Linked DNA regions of Homo sapiens: all the other regions are linked to region 3. The links are chromatin contacts, found by Hi-C or POLR2A ChIA-PET in ENCODE. All regions are on one chromosome and are shown on one strand. The core of a region is the stretch at or near the end of the contact, and the rest is flanking DNA. Distances in the headings are between cores, read along the strand shown.

Region 1 (2,700 bases), core at 92-2,591, 6.4 Mb after region 3:
CTTCAGAGCCACACCACAGCCTTCTATTACATTTAAATGTCGTAGGAAAAACTGCAATTTTCCGGAAAATTGTATTAAGGACCAGGTGCTCTAATACCAAGAGCTGTTTTGACACATCAAAGGTTAAGTTTGGGTCTTTGAAAATCCTGCCTCTTACTGAACACTTTAAAAGTCATTCATGTTAAAACACACACATTCTTGCCTTTGACTATACACTGTAAAAGTACTACATGTTAAAATGGAGATGGGGACATTTTTGTTGTTTAAGTTTATGGAAGTATGACTCCATTTTAGTATAGCTACAATGTCGCAAACGATGGAATAAGGTACTCATCAATACATTACCTGGTAAGTATAAATAGTTCAACTTGCCGGCTTTGAAAAGCTTAATCCTATTTCTTATGGTGAACCTTAAATAAAATGAAAATACACAACTGACAATGTTTAACGTGCACTTAAACAAACAAAAAACAAAAAAAAACAGGAGCTAGCAATTCGAAATCCTCCAAACACCCGCGGAAGTCTGACACACAGGGTGTTTTCCTCGGTGACCGCCAGCCGGACATTCCTATGGGAAAAGCAGCTTCTTCTGTGCGGTTCGAAGAAAATCAACCCCTTCCTTTCATCACTTTCTCATTCACTCTGCAGGGGGTGGGCCAATAAGGAGCTGAATGAAGCTCCCCTTTGGCATCCGGGCGCACGTCTCGCCTCCTCCCCACTACTTTCTGGGTTCCCTAAGGCTGCCGAAGCCGAGGACCTGGAGCCGGGTAGTGTCCCGGCGCTGCGCCCGGGGGCTCCAGGCCTCAACCCGAAGGGCTCAGCCCCGGGAGAGGCCAGGCACGCGAGGGCAGCCACAGCTCCAAGGGGCGCCAAGAAAAGCAATGCTCACTCGCCACGCACAGGGTTCGGGGGAGGTAAGGGTGCGTTTTCTTCCCATATTCCCGGTGAGAAAACGAGGTCGAGGGAAAAGGGGATGATACAACTGGAGCATGGCATATGGACTCAGTGAACAAAGGGACTGGAGCAAGAAGCAGCAGCCACGCCAACGCAGACTCAAAAGGGCTCTCCGGCTTTACGCACGCAACCCTCATCTCGACAGCGCTCGGCGCCCCTTACGCCACTGGCTCAGCCTCAGAGACTTCGCGAATATGGCTTTGCGCACTGCGGCGGGGCTGCGCCGCAACCGAGCTCAGCCCTGTGGCTCCTCCTCGCTGCCCTGCGCGGATTGGTGGCAGACGGCAACCGGGCCGCTGATTGGGCGGCGAAGGAGCCATTCGGGGAGACTCTGGTGGGTTCGGCTGCCCCAAGAGTGATAAGTTCGGCTTCAGACACGCCTTAGCGCCAGCAGTGAGTCGGAGCTCTATGGAGGTGGCAGCGGGTACCGAGTGGCGGCTGCAGCAGCGACTCCTCTGAGCTGAGTTTGAGGCCGTCCCCGACTCCTTCCTCCCCCTTCCCTCCCCCTTTTTTTTGTTTTCCGTTCCCCTTTCCCCTCCCTTCCCTATCCCCGACGACCGGATCCTGAGGAGGCAGCTGCGGTGGCAGCTGCTGAGTTCTCGGTGAAGGTGAGTTGAGCCGCTGCCGCCGCCGAGTGGAGCGCTCTAAAATGGCCGCCGTCCCTGGTCGCTTCTTCTCGAGTGGTACAAAATGGCGGCCGCAGGCGGAGCCGGGTGGGGCGACCCTTTTTTAGCATTTCCTCTGCGCTTCAGATACCTGGAAAGTCTTGGCTTTTGTTCTCTCTTCCTGTTGCTGACGGAGTAGAAGGAAAACGTCAGTGTTGGCCAGGCCGCCGTGCGGTCATGGCCGGATGGCCGACGCCTGCAGGGACGAGGCCGTGGCGGACCGAGGCACGGCTGTGCTCGGACGGCGAGGGAGCGTGGCTCGGACCGCTAGCGCCGTGGCGGGAGGCACGCGGGCCGGCAGGGAAGGCCAGGCCGTTGGCGCGGGACCAGGGAACCGCAGGCGTCCCGGAGCCTGGCCTCCCGGCGGGGAGGTGTGTAGGACCTGGAGTCGGCAGGGGCTGCCCTTCGTCGGGGAGGAAAGAGAGAGTGATGATTTCTGCCCCTTTTGTCAGCAGAGGAGGCCGTGGCGAGGCGGTTGTCAGTCCCGGGGGGATTTATGGTGCAGGAGGGGGCCCGCTTGGAGGCGGCGGGTGGGCAGGAGGCCGCCTTCCTGCTTGGAGAACAAAGAGCTGGGCGCCGGGCTGGCGGGGGTGGCCTCAGCTGCTCCTCCCCGTCGAGCGACCCGGGCCTCGCGGGGAGGTTGTCGGAAGCACTTCCCTAACTTGCGCCTGGGTGGGAGGAATGCTCCGCTCTTTTGTTCCCAGGAAGGGAAAAACGGGGCGGAGGTTCCTGCTGCCATGTTGTGGCCCTGGTCTTCCGCCTGCAAGTGCTAGTCCTGTACACCCGGCCCCCTCTCGCGCGTCTTTCCACGAGCTCTCCACGGGGAGGAGGCGAAAGGGTGGACAGGGGAAAACTGCTGAAGAGCTTTCGGAGAGACCTCATCTAGTCGCTGGCCTCGTCAAGGCAGTAAAAATTCCTAGGGCAGACATTTTCCACGTGATGTTGCTCGTGTCTGTAGTTAGACTTTTCTATTGATCTCAGTGCTCAGTTTTAAAGATAGTAGAATGTGGCTTTTTCAAAAGATTCGTTCTGAGCCGTTTAAAATGCTCTTGTGTTCTACGAAGTCTCTTTGCATCCTTGA
Region 2 (2,700 bases), core at 165-2,664, 5.6 Mb before region 3:
TCAGTGAACTCTACAATCAAAATAAGTGCATAATATTATATGTAAATTATACATCTATAAAAAATTAACCAGCAAGTATATCAAAAAGCCGACAATGGTTTCTGAGACGCTGTCACTATACATCCTACCTTTTTGTAATGTTTGAAAATTTTTACATAAGCAGAAATAACTAATAGAATGCAAAAATAAAATAAAATAAAATAAAAGCATTTGTGTGGAGACGAGATCAGTAACTTTAGTATCACCTGTGGGTTTACTGGAAATGAATCTCAGGTCCCACCTTATACTTACTAAATCAGCAAGTAAATTTTAACTAGTTGCCCAGCTGATTCTCATACTTATTAAAATTTGAGGAGAATCATTAAAACATTTCTCAGTAGATGAAACTTTATTATTTCTCTCGGAAGGATAAATGACTTCTAAATACCAGAAACTAGTGGAAATGTCAACTAATGCCACATTTATGACGCTAGATTCATCGTCATAATAATGGATTTTATATTCTGCCCTCTGTTCTGGAATAGCACTGTCACTAAGAAGGGAGAAAAGGGTGCTGATGTTTACTTGGAATTTTGGCTTTAATTTCTAGGACACCAGAGTCCCATCTCATAAAAAAAGGTAGCATGAACTACCCAGAGCTGTACCACTCATTCATTTATAAATGGTAAGGCAAGGTTAGCAGGAAGAGCTTTGGAACCGTAGCGAAGCTTTTCCATCCCTTCCCTGCATTGCTACCCACAGCAGGTGTTTCCTGGAACCTAGGCTTTGGCCACAAGCCCAGCGGTCGCGGGGCGGGGGTAGGCGGAGCTGTGGGTGAGGAAGGGGCAATGCCTTAAGGGGGCGCAGCTGAGCTGTGGGACTGGTTGGTGTCGCGAGAAGAGGGGGGCGTTGCCGCAGAGAGGCGAGGCGGGGCAGAGCTGCGGGGTGGGGGCGGGGCGTTGCCGCTGGGGCGGAGCCGAGCCAGTGGAGGGCGGTGGGGGCGGGGCAAGCGCGGAGGACCAGGGACCGGCTCCGGACCGCGCAGTTAGCGCCGCCTGGCCTGGGCCGGACCCGGTCAGGGTTCTCAAGCTGTCGTCCCTATGGGGCTGTGTTTTCCTTGTCCCGGGGAGTCCGCGCCTCCCACGCCGGACCTGGTGAGTAGAGCAGGTCCCTGCGTCCGCCGGGCCGCGCCTTGAGCACCTGTCCTCGGGTTGCGGGGCGGGCCGAGCCATTGTACCTGGTGGCGCAGGTCGAGAGCCCGCTGGGGGACCCTGCTAGCGAGGACGGGTGGACGCGTCAGGAGGGTCGTTGGGTCCTGTCAGAGCGACCTAGGCCGTCGCCTCCGTGTAGATCTCCACTTTTGTAACAAAAAGTTGTCGAAAGGCGGCTGTGGCGTCTTTCTACCTTCCACTGACTTTAGCTGCGCCGGATCTTCATAGGGCGCCGGCGCACGCAGAGGGCGTTACGCGTGGGACATTCCGGGGGATGTGGTAGATGGAATTCGGCGCGAAAAGACATTGCTTTCTCCGGGAGCTCTTTAGTCGTCTAGGAGATGTGCGTTTTCAACTGTGTCTACCATCTTTTAAAAGAAGGTGCTCGGAAAGTCGCTTATACGCCTGAGCTTTATCGGATATGTTTTTTTAATGATTTCTTTTTAGTATTTATCTCATTCTTTTACGTTCTCCCTTTAAAAGAATATGTAGTACAGAGTGTCCAATTTATAATGTCGTATTTAATAAAAATACTGGACACCCAGTTACATTCGAATTTCAGATATACAAGGAATACGTTTATAATATCGTTTTGTGCCATGCAATATTAGGGATCTAGTTCTACAAAAACATTACTCATTGCTTATCTGAAATTCAAATGTAGCTAGTGGGTGTGTGGTACAATACATGTACACTTTTTGTAGCTTTCTGTTAACAGTATCTTTACATTAGTACTCCTTACAGGGAGTTAACATAAACCTGTTTCTCTTCTCTAGCTAAAAATTAGTTGAAGAAAATGAAGTATTTTTGGGAAGTACATTAACTCTTCAGCTACTATAGATACTAAAAATTTAGTACTTATAAATTTGATGTGGGAAAGTTCAGCTTCTCTTTGTTGCTGCTGTTGTTTTAAATTAAGTTGATTTTGTTGTTCTGGCTGTCGATAAAATATAACATGTCAGATTTGTTAAGCCCTCCCCCCCATCCTCATACTATACCCTCTTCCCTTGATAACCACACGGCTCACTGCTTGGATGTCACTTTACCAGTGAAGCTTTTGCTGACCACGTTAAACAAAATATATTCCCCACAATACCACCCACCCATTCTCCCATTACTTATCTGCCATGCCATCTGACAGACGTTTACTTACTTCATTATATTTGTCTGTGCGCCCGCAATTGGAATTTGTTTCATTTGGGAGGAGACATTTATCTATGTTTTTACACTGTTGTATCCCAGCACCTAGAAAAAGGGCTTTATAATAAGTAGTACATGGTCTAGAAAAATAGCATTCACTGTTTTCTGATATGGAACAATACCTCTCATGAAATTACTCCAGTCCTTCCCTCCTACACACTGAGATTAGCCCACTTCATTTATTAACCTTTCCTAAAAACACCAGGTTACTTCAGACTCCATTTTAACCGGCAGTAACAAACCATGTATTTTCCTTTTTGTATTTGTAAACATTATTTGTTTTGTTATTGCCCTGACTAGCTTGTAGGCC
Region 3 (2,700 bases), core at 139-2,638:
TGCTGCGGAACTAAGTTGATTTCTAAGGGACATTCTTCTAGAGTGTGTAGCCTGCCTGGAAGTGTGTGTGCATAGAGGAGGGGCGGGGTTGGGGGAAAGATAGGAGTTGGAAGGGGGGGGGGTGTACAACAGCCAGTAGCTACAGCCGTAAGAAATAATCACATTTGTTTCTAGAATTCCCCATAGAATAGAAACTCCATCCAATTTTACCATCCCTGCGGAGGTGCAGGCATGTTTATTACAGCGCTATGAGGGATTCATCCACTCCACATTCCCCATTGCCCTAGCCCCCTTTCGCCAACCCCCGTCCCTGCCAAATCAGGCCAATTTCTTTCTTTCCAGTTATTTGCTGAAAGTTCAACTTCTCTTAGAGCCTTCTAATTATGCGTATATCATATAGGCTGATAATTTTTAGTTTAGGCTGAGAAATGCAGCCTAAATCAGTCTGCCACATCAGATTGTGAACGTCTGGATGGTGTGGACCCCCTTCTCCTACTGCTTAAAAGACAATCTTGTTGTAAAACGCTATGGAATCGTTCCTCTCCCCTTAACATCTTTGTGCCCCAGAAGCCCCATCTGTAAATGGGGATAATTTTCCTATATCTTCCCATGGTTACGTAATTTTTAGATCTAACACGTGAGGACCAAACGCTTTACAAGCATAATCTCATTAAATTCTCAATAAGAATATATTATTATGGAGGTTGCATGTGAAAATACTTTGTAATGTAGAAAGAGCCGTCTGGCTGTGAGTTATTATCAGGGGGTTATCTTCCTTACCTGGCTGTTGTGAGGATGAAACGAGACGCCGACCTGAAAGCGTTTTACGTGCTATCAAGCATTTTACAGAAACCACGTGATAGGCTACTAATTACCCACCGTATACCACCTGACCCACCGTGAGGCCTCGGTAAATACTGGTTGGAGTGGACGAGTTTAAGTCTTGCCTGTTCCTTTCAGTCTTCCAATCACAAAGTAATCTCGGCGCCGCCAGGGGCCAAGACACAAATCTGGGAACCTCAGCCTAGATGGAGGAGGGTGCGGGGTCCCGGGAGAGGGGATGAGAACAATAGGGTACTTCAGTGCCCGGGCCCTGTTTAGCGGGTCTTCGGACTCAGGGCCCGAGGGGCGGCCAGCTGGGGTGTCCGGAGAGCTCCCCTCCCCAGGTCTGGGGTGTGCACGGAGAGGCGTCCAGAGCCTGCTCAGCATTCCTCGGGAGAGAGCCAGACCCTGGTCCCCCGGGCCCGTGCGCCCCAGCGCCCCAGCTCCCTTGCTCACGCCACCCCGGCAGCGTCCAAGCCCCGCCCGCCAGCTCAGGTAGGCCGTCCGCGCCAGCCAATTCGCAACAAGTCCGGGCGGGGAAGGCGGTGCTTCCCTGTCCGGAAGTGACGTGCTGCGCTTGGCTGGCTGTGGAGTCGGCCGAAGCTTTCGGCGGCGGCTGAGCCAGCTGAGGGGAAAAATGGCTCGGACTGTGGCGGCTTCGGCGGCTCAGGTTGTGGTAGAGGCGGAGGCTCAGGCAGCTTGAGGTGAGGAGCGGTCGGTGCGGCTGGGGACGATATTCGGGGTCCTGCTCTGCAAGGGTGGAGAGGGGCCCCGGGGTTCCCGGGCTGGAAGGGTCTCTTGTCGCGGCCCCCAGTGCCTTGGGTGCCCGCGTCTGACCCTCCATCCCGTGCTCTTGGCGTTGCCCAGCCCGACTCCCCCCTCCCTCCGGGCCTTGCTTCCACCCAGGCCGTGAGCAAGTGCTGCGCTGGAGGTGCGAGGAGCCCGCGTCCCCACCAGGCCCCTCTTCTCGGGAGCGGAGGTGCGCCAGGGAGTTAGTTTTGTCCCACAGAAGGAGGGCAGGCCCCCCGGCCGCCGGCCCCCCTCCCCCGCCTTGTCCCGCGGGACCGGGCTGGAGCCGCAGTGGCCGGTCCTATTTTCTTGGCAGATTGTTAGTTCTGGCGAGTGTGTGTGTTGTACTTCTCAGTGACGGCCCCTTCTTTCACCTCCTGTCCCATCTCTGGCTCTGGGGGCCAAGGATACTTTTTCTTCTTCCCGGACCCCCCACTCCCACCGCGTTGCCTTTAGCCGCGAATCCACTTGCTTTGGGAACACTATTCTTTCAGTGTGTATTTAGCGCATCATCCTTCTGAGAGAGCGGTCAGATTAAAAAATACTAGCTTAACTCTTCCTGAGTGACGGAGGAATCATAAATAATTGAAGAAAAAGGCACATACTTATTTTCCTCACTGAATTTCTGGCTTTAAAAACGACATTCTCTAGCTGTGGAATTATTTTTTGGGGGAGGAGGGATTGAGGAGGGAAATGAGGAAGGAGAAACTAAGGAAAAAAGTCTGGACATAACGTGGAAGAGAGAGCCTGTTGTAGTTCTTTTCCTATACTGGCCCGATAGAAATTGAGGTTATAATTATATTCTTATTTTGAACAGTGGGGGTTTGAATTAAGTGAAACGAAGGAGGCCTGCCTCTTTGAACAAGATTAGTTATTAAAGAATGTCCTGAAATCTTTCCTGGTGGGTTTCAGGCAGAAAAGCTCTGTTGGGAAAATTTTTAAATCTATTGTAGCATCAAAGGCCACAGCATATAAGAGATGCAAGAAGAAGAAAGCTGTTTGTAGGGGAACGGTGAAGACATAGTAGAAAGAGGGAAGGCTGCACAGAAGTCCAGGAACTAATTCCAGGAGAGACTTTGTACCTTTGCC

What was found. Hi-C counts contacts between places; a loop is a spot of excess contacts on that map. ChIA-PET counts read pairs that join two places held with the same protein, here RNA polymerase II (POLR2A). Pooled maps may share reads with other maps.
Region 1: a loop to region 3 is called in a pooled map, with 6 times the contacts of the local background. The contact joins the promoter of EIF4G2 here to the promoter of PIK3C2A in region 3. A Hi-C loop is called at or near these places in 5 of 50 pooled maps. POLR2A ChIA-PET finds 5 or more read pairs at or near these places in 2 of 52 experiments (GM12878 and activated CD8-positive, alpha-beta T cell).
Region 2: a map of naive thymus-derived CD4-positive, alpha-beta T cell shows a loop between it and region 3 (11-fold over the local background). The contact joins the promoter of LINC02718 here to the promoter of PIK3C2A in region 3. A Hi-C loop is called at or near these places in 1 of 168 maps with a recorded cell type or tissue (naive thymus-derived CD4-positive, alpha-beta T cell) and 5 of 50 pooled maps. POLR2A ChIA-PET finds 5 or more read pairs at or near these places in 1 of 52 experiments (MCF 10A).

Annotation. Positions count from the first base shown.
Region 1 is chr11:10,807,567-10,810,266 of GRCh38, reverse strand. It overlaps EIF4G2 (eukaryotic translation initiation factor 4 gamma 2), which reads left to right and starts at 1,341. Exons shown (of 22, transcript NM_001418.4): 1 at 1,341-1,562. It overlaps LOC101928053 (a long non-coding RNA gene), which reads right to left and starts at 970. Exons shown (of 3, transcript NR_120540.1): 1 at 901-970; 2 at 346-410. RefSeq lists enhancers at 257-863, 939-988, 1,499-1,758, 2,489-2,568 and a silencer at 1,169-1,218.
Region 2 is chr11:22,828,128-22,830,827 of GRCh38, reverse strand. LINC02718 (long intergenic non-protein coding RNA 2718) reads right to left here and starts at 1,414. Exons shown (of 11, transcript NR_187210.1): 1 at 1,217-1,414. SVIP (small VCP interacting protein) reads left to right here and starts at 1,027. Exons shown (of 4, transcript NM_148893.3): 1 at 1,027-1,133. The coding sequence starts at 1,080. RefSeq lists a silencer at 903-972 and an enhancer at 1,123-1,432.
Region 3 is chr11:17,206,674-17,209,373 of GRCh38, reverse strand. It overlaps PIK3C2A (phosphatidylinositol-4-phosphate 3-kinase catalytic subunit type 2 alpha), which reads left to right and starts at 1,388. Exons shown (of 33, transcript NM_002645.4): 1 at 1,388-1,526. RefSeq lists silencers at 1,240-1,319, 1,670-1,929 and enhancers at 1,460-1,569, 1,075-1,597, 1,598-2,121.